3 separate regions of the Homo sapiens genome follow, and all the other regions are linked to region 2. A link is a loop called in an ENCODE intact Hi-C map of the cell type or tissue named here. Cell type or tissue: mammary epithelial cell. All regions are shown on one strand. Region 1 overlaps NXN (nucleoredoxin). Region 2 overlaps NXN (nucleoredoxin). Region 3 overlaps NXN (nucleoredoxin).

What was found. A loop is a pair of places that touch in the nucleus more often than their neighbours do. Peaks named below come from ENCODE experiments on the same cell type or tissue, not always from the same donor. Only the 100,000 strongest peaks of a DNase experiment are listed, where the experiment ranks them.
Region 1: it touches region 2 in a loop (9-fold over the local background); 3 of 110 quality-filtered maps call a loop at or near these places.
Region 3: a loop joins it to region 2, with 6 times the contacts of the local background. A loop is called at or near these places in 21 of 110 quality-filtered maps.

Annotation. Positions count from the first base shown.
Region 1 is chr17:833,939-837,938 of GRCh38, reverse strand. All of the region lies in intron 1 of NXN (nucleoredoxin), which reads left to right. Among named protein-coding and RNA genes, the nearest start is that of MRM3, 54 kb to the right of the region's middle. RefSeq lists an enhancer at 3,657-4,000. In mammary epithelial cell, no CTCF peak of the experiment used is centred here; a DNase peak (open chromatin) is centred at 2,498; H3K27ac peaks cover 811 bases.
Region 2 is chr17:970,802-974,801 of GRCh38, reverse strand. The region is part of intron 1 of NXN (nucleoredoxin); the gene reads left to right. Among named protein-coding and RNA genes, the nearest start is that of NXN, 7.0 kb to the left of the region's middle. RefSeq lists enhancers at 1,370-1,869, 1,870-2,371. In mammary epithelial cell, no CTCF peak of the experiment used is centred here; a DNase peak (open chromatin) is centred at 1,571; H3K27ac peaks cover 2,573 bases.
Region 3 is chr17:902,380-906,379 of GRCh38, reverse strand. All of the region lies in intron 1 of NXN (nucleoredoxin), which reads left to right. Among named protein-coding and RNA genes, the nearest start is that of NXN, 75 kb to the left of the region's middle. In mammary epithelial cell, no CTCF peak of the experiment used is centred here; a DNase peak (open chromatin) is centred at 2,259; H3K27ac peaks cover 3,248 bases.

The DNA.
Region 1 (4,000 bases), 140 kb after region 2:
GAACCTCACGCTCTTGCCATCCTTGGGGCATGCATAGGTCCTCTCTGTGAACCAGCTGAAAACATGTAGCATCAAAATGGCAGAGCCACCAGGAGGGTTTGGAATTCTCATAGGTTGGTGACGGCTCGGATCAGCCTGGCCCGGACCCCCGGCCCCTTTCCCTTGGTCACACGGGCTGGTCTGTTCTCTGCTTCAGCTCCAGGCGAAGGCAGAATGCGCAGGTGGGGAGGGTACAGGATCTAAGGCACCATCGGGCAAAGCGAGAGAAGCTCTGATCCCACCAGCGCTGGATTCGAATCATTTCTTCTGCCATTTCAGGAGCATTCTGGGCCCCCCAGGAACAAGGGGGAGCCGTGGTCATGAAAAAGCCATTAAGTAGCTGAGCTGGACTGATTAGGGGGCATCTGTTCTGGCTGACCTAGGACGGTGATTCCTCTCTCCCTTCCTCTGTTCATTTGTTGTTCATCTATCATTTATTGGACACATAATGTGCCCAGGCACTGCTCTTGGCCAGCAGGTATACTAGGCTCTGAGGATTGCAGTCATGGGCCAAATCACACACTGGGAATCATGCCTCAGGAGCAAGGGGATCCAAGACTGGGCCTTACCTCTGGGGATATGAGGACAAGGTCCTGCTGGAGCATTTAGAAGATGGCATGGGGGCTGAACACAGTGGCTTACACCTGTAGCCCCAGCACTTTGGGAGTCTGAGATGGGAGGAACGCTTGAGCTCAGGAGTTTGAGACCAGCCTGGGGCACATAGCGAGACGCTGTTGCCACAAAACATCAAAAAATTAGTGAGGCATGGTGGTGTGCGACCGTAGTCCCAGCTCCTCGGAGGCTGAGGTGGGGGGATCACGTGAGCCCGGGTGGTGGAGGCTGCAGTGAGCTATGATTGTGTCACTGCTCTCCAGCCTGGGCGACAGAGCAAGACTCTGGGTCTAGAAAATAATAATAATAATAATAATAATAATAGCAACTAAGCTAGGTGTGGTGGCTCACGCTTGTAATCCCAGCACTCTGGGAGGCTGAGGTGGGAGGATGGCTTGAGCCCGGGAGGTGGAGGCTGCAGTGAGCCATGATTTTGCCTGGGCCACAGAATGAGACCCATTGTCTGTGTCAGCGCCTTAGCTTAAAGCAACTAACACTTATTTCATACCTAATATTGGCCAGTCTTTATGCTAAGCGCTCTATGTAACTCATGTTCACAGCAGTTCAGTGAGGTGTAGGTTCTGTTATCTACATTTTGCAGCTGAGGAAGCCAAGAGACGGTGAGATACCTCACCAGGGTCACCCACTAATAAGCGGCTGGAACAGATGGAAGAGCCGGGCTCTGGAGCCGGAACCTGTGCTGAGTAACCTCAGTGTTCGTCCTGGTGTGACATTGGAGGCTGGGATGAGGGGGATTCCTGCTCTCAGTGTATATCATGGTGTTTGGTCATTTGGGGTTAGAAAGGGTGAGAGCACATTTAGGGCTCTGTTTTCAAATGCTGCTCACAGAAAGGATGGTTTTGATTGTGGTCGGCATTTGGCTGGAGGGCAGGGGTGACGTTTGCCCGAGAAGGCTTGGCTGACCTGGCCAAGGAGTTTGCGGATGAATCCTACATCTGCGTTGGCTTTGCCTTGATCCCACAGATTTGCAGCAGCTGTTGGAAAGAAAAGCTGAGGCTCCCCAGTCAAGAGCAAGACCTGGTCCTTAGCATGCGGGGGCAGATTCCATGTTGCTCTCGGGAACTGGGACTTCTCGGAAATCACCAGGCTGCATTTCCCTGCGGCCTCTGTGGGGGCTGATGAATCCCACCGGTGTTTTTCCCCTGCGGCCTCTGTGGGGGCTGACGAATCCCACCGGTGTTTTTTCCCCGCGGCCTCTGTGGGGGCTGACGAATCCCACCGGTGTTTTTCCCCTGCGGCCTCTGTGGGGGCTGACGAATCCCACCGGTGTTTTTTCCCTGCGGCCTCTATGAGGCTGACGAATCCCACCGGTGTTTTTCCCCTGCGGCCTCTATGAGGCTGACGAATCCCACCGGTGTTTTTCCCCTGCGGCCTCTGTGGGGGCTGACGAATCCCACCGGTGTTTTTTCCCTGCGGCCTCTATGAGGCTGACGAATCCCACCGGTGTTTTTCCCCTGCGGCCTCTATGAGGCTGACGAATCCCACCGGTGTTTTTCCCCTGCGGCCTCTGTGGGGGCTGACGAATCCCACCGGTGTTTTTTCCCTGCGGCCTCTATGAGGCTGACGAATCCCACCGGTGTTTCAGATTTGCTGGACTTTCTCGTTGGCATTTTTACCGTTTCCCGGTTCCCAGTCCCGTCCCTTTTGATATGTGTTTCATTGTTTTGTTGGTCACTGTAGAAGCGTTTCTGGCCTGCATTCCTAGGATAGTTCCAACCACAGCCTTGGAGTCTTTCAGCAGAACCCACTGCCAGGCGGAGCAGTGGGAACTTTCAAGTAACTGGATAACCCACTTTGTCATCCGTTTCCATTTTTGCCAAGTTGAGCTAATCTTGTCTCCTCTTTGTTTTTTTTCTTTGTTCTCTGTGGCCTGGCTTCTGAATTTGATGAACTAATCATAAACAGTAGAGTTGTAGGCGTTGGGGGTTTGCTATGACGTTTTCTTTTTTTTTTTTTTTTGAAACAGAGTCTCGGTCTGTCTTCCAGGCTGGAGTGCAGTGGCACGATCTCAGCTCACTGCAAGCTCCGCCTCCTGGGTTCACGCCATTCTCCTGCCTCAGCCTCCCGAGTAGCTGGGAGTACAGGCACCCGTCACCACACCCGGCTAATTTTTTGTATTTTTAGTAGAGACAGGGTTTCACCATGTTAGCCAGGATGGTCTCGATCTCCTGACCTTGTGATCCGCCCGCCTCGGCCTCCCAAAGTGCTGGGATTACGGGCGTGAGCCACCGCGCCAGGCCTGCTGTGACGTTTTCTGTTGGCATTGTGTGGCCTTTGGGTGGCTGTGGTAGAAGACCATTCAGCAAGGGATCATGAGAATGCACCCTGGGGCCAGGCGTGGTGGCTCACGCCTGTCATCTCAGCACTTTGGGAGGGTGAGGTCAGGAGTTTGAGACCAGCCCAGCCAACATGGTGAAACCCTGTCTCTACTAAAAGTACAAAAATTAGCCAGACACAGTGGCTCACACATGTAATCCCAGCACTTTGGGAGGCCAAGGCGGGCAGATCACTTGAGGTCAGGAGGTTCGAGACCAGCGTGCCCAACGTGGTGAAACCCCATCTCTACTAAAAATACAAAATTAGGTCGGGCGTGGTGGTGGGCGCCTGTAATCCCAGCACTTTGGGAGGCCAAGGTGGGCGGATCATAAGGTCAGGAGGTTTGAATCTCTACTAAAAATACAAAAATTAGCCAGGCATGGTGGTTGGTGCCTGTAATTCCAGCTACTCAGGAGGCTGAGGCAGGAGAATCACTTAAACCCAGGAGGTGGAGGTTGCAGTGAGCTGAGATCGCACCATTGCACTCCAGCCTGGGCAACAGAGCAAGACTAACAAAATGCACCCTGGGTGGATACGTTGCCAGGATGATCTCTAGACAGAGCAAACACTGGATGTAAAGTCATCTGGTCTTTCCCAGCTGCTGCAATGCCAGACAGTGCAGCCCTTTTGAGACAGGGTCTTGCCCCGTCACTCATGCTGGGGTGCAGTGACACGATCACAGCTCATCGTAGCCTTGACCTCCCATGCTCAAAGCATCCTCTTACCTCAGCCTCTTAAGCAGCTGGAGCTACAGGAGTGGCCACCACGCCTGGCTAATTTTTGTATTTTTTTGTGGAGTGATAGGGTTTTACCATGTTGTCCAGGCTGGTCTTGAACTCCTGGGCTCAAGCGATCCACCCGCCTCGTCCCCCCAGAGTGCTGGGATTCCAGGCGTGAGCCACCGCACCTGGCCCTGAGAAATGCTTTTTTAAAAAGGACAGTGAGTTCTCTCAGTCCTGGGTGGCTCTGATGTTCGCCATCCTGAAGGCATGAGCTCTGCCTGAGTTTAGGA
Region 2 (4,000 bases):
AGAGCAATGTTCCTTGAGAGGCTTTTTCTTGTTCCATCATTTGTAATATATTTTTTAATCTCTTTGTTTTTTCTCTGCATAATAAGGCAGTCTAATACATGGCTAAAAATATAGAGTCTTTTGTCCTTCTGCTTGAGTTCACGCCCCCGCTCTGCCGTTTATTAGCTGTGTGTCCTTGTGCAAGGCGCTGTACATCTCTGTACCACACGTTCCTTTTCCATTTGTGATAACAGCACCTGCCTTATTGTGTAAAGGCTACGCGAGATAATATACACGTGCCTGGCATGTGGTGAGTGCTCAATAAATGCTATTATTGTGTTTAGATAAATGATCATTAAGTTTAGTCATTCATTTCATAGCTTGAGCCTTGGGAATCTATCACATTACTGAACTGTAAAACGGTTATGAGGTATATCCATATATCTATATATATATATCTATATACTTTTTTGAGATGGAGTCTCGCTCTGTCACCCAGGCTGGAGTGCAGTGGTGCGATCTCGGCTCACTGCAAGCTCCGCCTCCCGGGTTCACGCCATGCTCCTGCCTCAGCCTCCTGAGTAGCTGGGACTACAGGCGCCCACCACCACGCCTGGCTAATTTTTTTTGTATTTTTAGTAGAGACGGGGTTTCACTGTGTTAGCCAGGATGGTCTCGATCTCCCGACCTCGTGATCCGCCCAGCTCAGCCTCCCAAAGTGCTGGGATTACAGGCATGAGCCACCGCGCCCGGCATGAGGTATATTTTTAAACTTTTCAAACCAATGACTTTTACAAGCATACAAGGGGATTTGATGAAGGTGTCAAAAAAATTGCCCTACAATGGCCGGGCACTGTGGCTCACGCCTGTCATCCCAGCACTTTGGGAGGCCGAGGTGGGTGGGTCACTTGAGGTCAGGAGTTCAAGACCAGCCTGGCCAACATGGTGAAACCCCATCTCTACTAAAAATACAAAATTAACCAGGTGTGGTGGTACACACCTGTACTCCCAGCTACTCGGGAGGCTGAGGCAGGAGAATCGCTTGAACCCGAGAGGTGGAGTTGGCAGTGAGCTGAGATCGGGCCACGGCACTCCAGCCTGGGTGACAGAGCAAGACTCCGTCTTGGAAAAAAAAAATTAAATAAAAAAAATTGCCCCATAAGAGATTATAACTGCGAAGAAAGACCTAGAAGAATGAAACAACAAATACAGTGCCTTAAAGTCCCGGGATATTACTGATACTTACTGAGCTCTGTATTTCTATCTGCCAATGACGCTCCAGACTGCTGCTGATCGACGAAGCCTGGGAAAGATTTAAGTTACTATTAAGTTACCCTTTCAGTCACCCTTGTAACTTAAAGATGATCAGGCACTCTTCTTGAGAGAAATTACGCACAAAGCAATCATTTTGTGGTTTCCCAAAGCTATTAGGTGTGTCTTCCGCTGACCCTGTTTGCTTAACTCTGGGCGGTGTAGAGGTTGAAAGACTGCTGTTTCGCGTGGGAAATGGAGGGTGCTCATCTCTGGAGCTGTAGAAACGCCACCTCTAGCGTGGACCTGCCTCCCGTCCCAGCTCTGGAATGCTGCGGGATGGGTTTGCTCAGACATGTAGGCATTGCTGGTTTGGTACTCATCTCCCAGTTAGCAGCTCAGGCCTGCCTCTGAGTAGCCGTCCACAGCTCTTGCTGATCGATTTGTCTTCTGACACGGGTTGGAATGTGAGCTAGAGCACAGAGGCAAGCCCTGGAAGTTAGGGTCACTGATTTGATTCTACCTTTTTTTTTTTTTTTTTGAGACGCAGTCTCGCTCTGTCGCCCAGGCTGGAGTGCAGTGGAGCGATCTGGGCTCACCGCAATCTCCGCCTCCCGGGTTCCTGCCATTCTCCTGCCTCAGCCTCCCGAGTAGCTGGGACTACAGGGGCCCGTCACCACCCCTGGCTAATTTTTTGTATTATTAGTAGAGACGGGGTTTCACCGTGTTAGCCATGATGGTCTCGATCTCCTGACCTCGTGATCCACCCGCGTCAGCCTCCCAAAGTGCTGGGATTACAGGCGTGAGCCACCGCACCCGGCCCTGATTCTACGTTTTAAAATATTCCTACCTTTTGTTGGGAAGGTGTTGTAATGTGCACACACATTTGAGAAAACAGGCTTTGTGCACAGCTGGGGTCGGGGTTGAACAAACCCCTTGGGGATCTTCCTTTTTCCTGACAGTGATCAGGGTTCCAGGGCTCCAGCTCGTCCCGTTGTGAACTAGGTGGGATCCTTCCTGCATGATTTCATTTTGGCCAGGAGAGCACAGGCTTGGCATAGGATGTGTTTTCTTTCCTTTTTTTCTTTTTCTTTTTTTTCAGATGGAGTCTCGCTCTGCCAGGCTGGAGAGCAGTGGCGCGATCTCGGCTCACTGCAACCTCCGCCTCCTGGGTTCAAGCGATTCTCCTGCCTCAGCCTCCCGAGTAGCTGGGATTACAGGCGCCAGCCACCACGCCTGGCTAAGTTTTGTATTTTTTAAATTTTTTTTGAGATGGAGTTTTGTTCTTGTTGCCCAGGCTGGAGTGCAATGACACCATCTCAGCTCACCGTGACCTCTGCCTTCTGGGTTCAAGCAATTCTTCTGCTTCAGCCTCCCGAGTAGCTGGGATTATAGGCGCATGTGCCACCACGCCCGGCTAATTTTGTATTTTTAGTAGAGATGGGGTTTCACCATGTTGGTCTGGCTGGTCTCCAACTCCCAACCTTAGGTGGTCCGCCTGCCTTGGCCTCCCAAAGTGCTGGGCTTACGGGTGTGAGCCACCGTGACTGGCCAATTTTTATATTTTTAATAGAGACAGGGTTTCACCATGTTGGCCAGGCTGGTCTTGAACTCCTGACCTCAGGTGATCCACCCGCCTCGGCTTCCAAAGTGCTGGGATCACAGCGTGAGCTGCGGCGCCCGGCCAGGATGTGTTTTCTTTCTTCATGATCTGAATTCCCAGTGGTGCATGGTGTGAACCACCAAGGTGCTTAGTTTTCTGTGTTGCATTGAATTTACCGTTTATGCGTATTCCAAGACAATCAAGGAAAATCGCTATGAATTTGGAATCTTTGTGAATCCTGACTTTCTTTTTTTTTTTTGAGATGGAGTCTCGCTCTGTCACCCAGGCTGGAGTGCAGTGGCGCGATCTCGGCTGACTGCCAGCTCCGCCTTCCCGGTTCACGCCATTCTCCTGCCGCAGCCTCCCGAGGAGCTGGGACCACAGGTGCCCGCCCTCACGCCCGGCTAATTTTTTGTGTTTTTAGTAGAGACGGGGTTTCACCGTGTTAGCCAGGATGGTCTTGAACTCCTGACCTCATGATCCACCTGCCTCGGCCTCCCAAAGTGCTGGGATGACAGGCGTGAGCCACCGCGCTCGGTCTGTTTTTGTTTCTCAATGAGTGTTTTAAAGAGGACTAAATGAGCAAATGGATGTCACAGCTGGGTGAGTCCCAGCAGCTTCTTGTGCAACTGGATTGCCGTGTGATTCTGTGCTCAAAAATAGGAAAAAGCTTGACTCTCCATTTTTGAAATGTCAAATATCTGAGTCTATTAAAAGAGACTCGGCCACGCGCGGTGGCTCACGCCTGTAATCCCAGCACTGTGGGAAGCCGAGGTGGGCGGATCACCTGAGGTTGGGAGTTCTAGACCAACCTGACCAATGTGGAGAAACCCTGTCTCTACTTAAAATACAAAATTAGCCGGGTGTGGTGGTGCATGCCTGTAATCCGAGCTACTGAGGAGGCTGAGGCAGGAGAATCACTTGAACCCTGGAGGCGGAGGTTGCATTGAGCCGAGATCGCACCACTGTACTCCAGCCTGGGGAATAAGAGTGAAACTCCGTGTCAAAAAAAAAAAAAAAAAAGAGTCTCATATCTGCAGACCTGTCATGCCATGCTTTAATATTTCATTGTTTGCATTTCTCTAGCATCTTTCTTCCAAAGAACTCAAAATGCGTACATATTACGTCTTCCAGCAACTAGTAATCAGTAGATATTCACCGTTTTAA
Region 3 (4,000 bases), 68 kb after region 2:
TTTTCTTTAAAAAAAAACTTTAAAAAACATGGTATTTATTTATTTATTAATTCCAGGCCAGTCATTCAAAAATACACAGTTTAGAAGTAAGTAGAACCCTGGACACTTCTTAACTATATGGTGCCACTTCCCAGAGCTGTGTGGTCCAGGGGCCGCCACTAGCTTCTCATGGCTGCGAAGCAGGTACCTGAGAATGAGGCAAGTCTACATCGAGATGCACTGAAGGTATAAAGTGCACCAGGCCCCTGAGACCCAGATACGATGAAAGGAATGTAATATGTCCTATTACTATTCGTTTATATTGATTACATTTCAACATGATCATGTTTCAGATGTATTGGGTTAAAATATATTAAGATTAACTTCACCTGTACCTTTTTACCTTTTTCTTTTTTTTTTTTTTGAGACAAGGTCTCACTCTGTAGTTCAGGCTGGAGTACAATGGCACGATTGTGGCTCACTGCGACCTCTGCCTCCTGGGCTCAAGCGATCCTCCCACCCCAACCTCCTGAGTAGCTGGGACCACAGGCACATGCCACCATGCCCAGCTAATTTTTAAATTTTTTGTAGAGATAGGGTCTCGCTTTGTTGCCCAGGCTGATCTCAAACTCCTGGGCTCAAGCAGTCCTCCCGCCTCAGCCTGTCAAAGTGCTGGGATTACAAGTGTGAGCCACCATGCCATGCCCAACCCTTTTTACCTTTCACTGTTAAGAAATTTAAGATGATACATGTGGCTTACATTATATTTCTATTGAACGGCACTGGCCTAGAACTATTTTCTGTGGTTTGCAATAGCATGATTTCTGTCTTGTATCGGTAACATGTCTCATATTTTACTACGTTCTAGCCTGTAAGAGCACCCCTCCATTTTGGGGCAGCAGGTTGCTTTAAACTTCCCTTTCTGTTTTGAAGACTGCTTTAAGAAACTTATACATTCTTTATTTCACTTTTTTTATTTTTAACCGACAGGATCTCGTTCTGTCACCTGGACTGGAGTGTGGTGGTGCATTCTTAGCTCACTGCAGCCTCTTAGCTCCTGGGCTCCAGGGATTTTCCCACCTCCTGAATAGCTGAAACTATGTGTGTGCATTACCATGCCCGGCATCTATATATATATATATATATTTACATTTACAGACAGGGTCTTGCTGTGTCGCCCAGCTGGTCTCGAACTCTTGGGCTCAAGCAGTCTGCCTGCTTCGGCATTCTAAAATACTGGGATTACAGGTATGAGCCACCACACCTGGCCTATTTTAGAATTTTAATATAATTCCAGTGATTTTAATGACATAGCCTTCCAGGTAAGTCTTGATTCATTGGCAGAGTGTATGTTTGGGGACTGTGTGTTAGATCCGTAGTTGTGGGTGTAGGAGTGTGAATGTGGCACACACGCTTGTGTGTGAAGAGGAGCAGAAGACGGGAAACAGACCTTGCAGGGGGCTTTGCCAAACCCTTCATGTCATACAGACTCTGCTTCTCTAAGGGTGAGGAGTAAAGATGTGTATTCTTCCCTTACCTGTAAAAAATACTGCCAAGGGCCGGGCATGGTGGCTCACGCCTGTCATCCCAGCACTTTGGGAGGCCGAGGTGGGCAGATCACCTGAGGTCAGGAGATCGAGACCAGCCTGGCCAAGATGGTGAAACCCCATCTCCACTAAAAATACAAAAATTAGCTGGATGTGATTGCATGCGCCTGTAATCCCAGCTACTCAGGAGACTGAGGCAGGAGAATCGCTTGAACCCGGGAGGCAGAGGTTGCAGTGAGCCGAGATGGCACCATTGCACCCCAGCCCGGGTGACAGAGTGAGGCTGTGTCTCAAAAACAAACAAGTAAACGAAAAAATACTGCCATGTGGGTGAGTTCCTGTTACTGATGGGAATGTGTTGGGTCAAAGTGGAGGGGAAAAATGCTGAAAATCACCACATCAGAGAGAGAGACTTTACAGCCCTCGGAAAAGAGGCCACTGGGAAAGGCTCTTGTTTTATAAGCTTTTTCCGACGTGTGCGTCCTTTCCTTTTGTCCTTCGTGGCCACGGGGCACCATAAAACTGGGGCCAGTCTGTCGGATGGAAGCCGGACGGCGTCCGACGTCCGGGCAGCCCGCAGGTCCCGCTCTCCGCAGCAAGGCCCGCTTACAACCTGGGAGTTTTGGAAGTCCGCTCGGCCAGCCCTTCCCCAGGCTTTGCTGGGGCTGCAGAAGAACTCTTAGGGCAGTCGACGCGGTGAGGCATGTACGGACAGAGTTTGGCCTTATTCAGTCTAATTATGAAAATTCTTGGCAGGAATTCTACATGAATCACCTCCAAAAAAATTTACGTTAAAGTTAATGCTACAAGTCTGACTTCAGCCCACAAAACTCAGAAAACTAGGTTCTGCGTCTACAAATGCAGCCTTAACTCCTCCTTGTCCACAGACTAGTGACTTTTACCACAAACAAGGGAGCGTGAATTTTGTTAGGAATCTGCCCGTGGGGGGTGAGGTTGGCTTCGGAGGGGGCCGCCCCAGTGGGGATTTGGTCTACCCTGAATGAAGGCAGGCGTCAGGCCCTTTGGCTGCGGTCATAATACGTTGTATGACTTCCGGCAGCTCCTTAGCCTCTCTGAACCTCAGTGTTCTATCTGGAAAATGGGGATAATAATACCTCAAAGGGTTGTCGTGGGTACTAAGTGAGCCCATATGTATAGAACTTGTAGCAGAGGCTGGGTGTCCTGGCTCACGCCTGGAATCCCAGCACTTTGGGAGGCTGAGGCAGGAGGATCACTTGAGCCCAGGAGTTTGAGACCAGCCTGTGCAACAAGGCAAAACACCGTCTTTACAAAAAATTTTAAAGTTAGCTGGGTGTGGTAGCGCACGCCTGTAGTCCCAGCTACTCAGGAGGTGGAGGTGGGAGAATCTGCTTGAGCCTGGGAGGCAGAGGTTGCAGTGAGCTGTGATCATACCACTGCACTCCAGCCTGGGTGACAGAGCGAGACCCTGTCTCAAAAAAAAAAGCATAGATCAAAAAACAGAGACTGGGCATGGTGGCGGGCGCCTGTAATCCCAGCTACTTGGGAGGCTGAGGCAGGAGAATCGTTTGAACACTGGAAGAGGAGGTTGCAGTGAGCCAAGATGGCACCACTGCACTCCAGCCTGGGTGACCGAGTGAGACTCTGTCTCAAAACAAAAACAAAAAAACAAAAAAACTTGTAGCAGAATTGAAGAGGTGAGCACGTCATAACTGTTAGCTGCTTTTATTATTGTTGTTATTATAGTTATACATTGTGTTCAATATTGTGGGTACCAGGGTGGTCGATGAAATGATGGGAGGGGAGGCTGGGTGCGGTGGCTCAGCCTGTAATTCCAGCTCTTTGGGAGGCCGAGGTGGGCGGATCACCTGAGTTCGGGAGTTCGAGACCAACCTGACCAACATGGAGAAAGCCCATCTCTACTAAAAATATAAAAAATTAGCCAGACGTGATGGTGCATCCCAGCTACCTGGGAAGCTGAGGCAGGAGAATCGCTTGAACCCGGGAGGCGGAGGTTATAGTGAGCTGAGATCGCGCCATTGCACTCCAGCCTGGGTGATGAGCGAAAGTCAGTCTTAAAAAAAAAAAAAAAGAATGATGGGCAGAGGCCATTGTGTTGTGTTAAAATAGTGTGAGTACCAGGGTGGTGGATGGAATGATGGGAGGGGCTGATGATGGGAGGGGCTGATGATGGGAGGGGCTGTCGTGGTGCTTGTTCTGTGTGACTCTTACCTTTTTTCCTCACGTCTCCTTCGTAAACAGGTTTGGAGGGAAGAAAGTAAGTCCTAGAAAGCCAGTGGCATTGCCACTGAGTGACAGTTGCCTTTAAAAAGCTTTCTCTGCTCACCTTTTGGGGGAGGGGACAGGGCAGGACGGCCCAGTGAGGCAGCATCTTTTCTTGTGTCGCCTTTTTCTCTCCACTGCCTTCTCCCTAGTAAATCTGTTTCTGCCTCGATGTAGATGTCCCGAGGACCTTCACCGTGATTTTCAGGTTC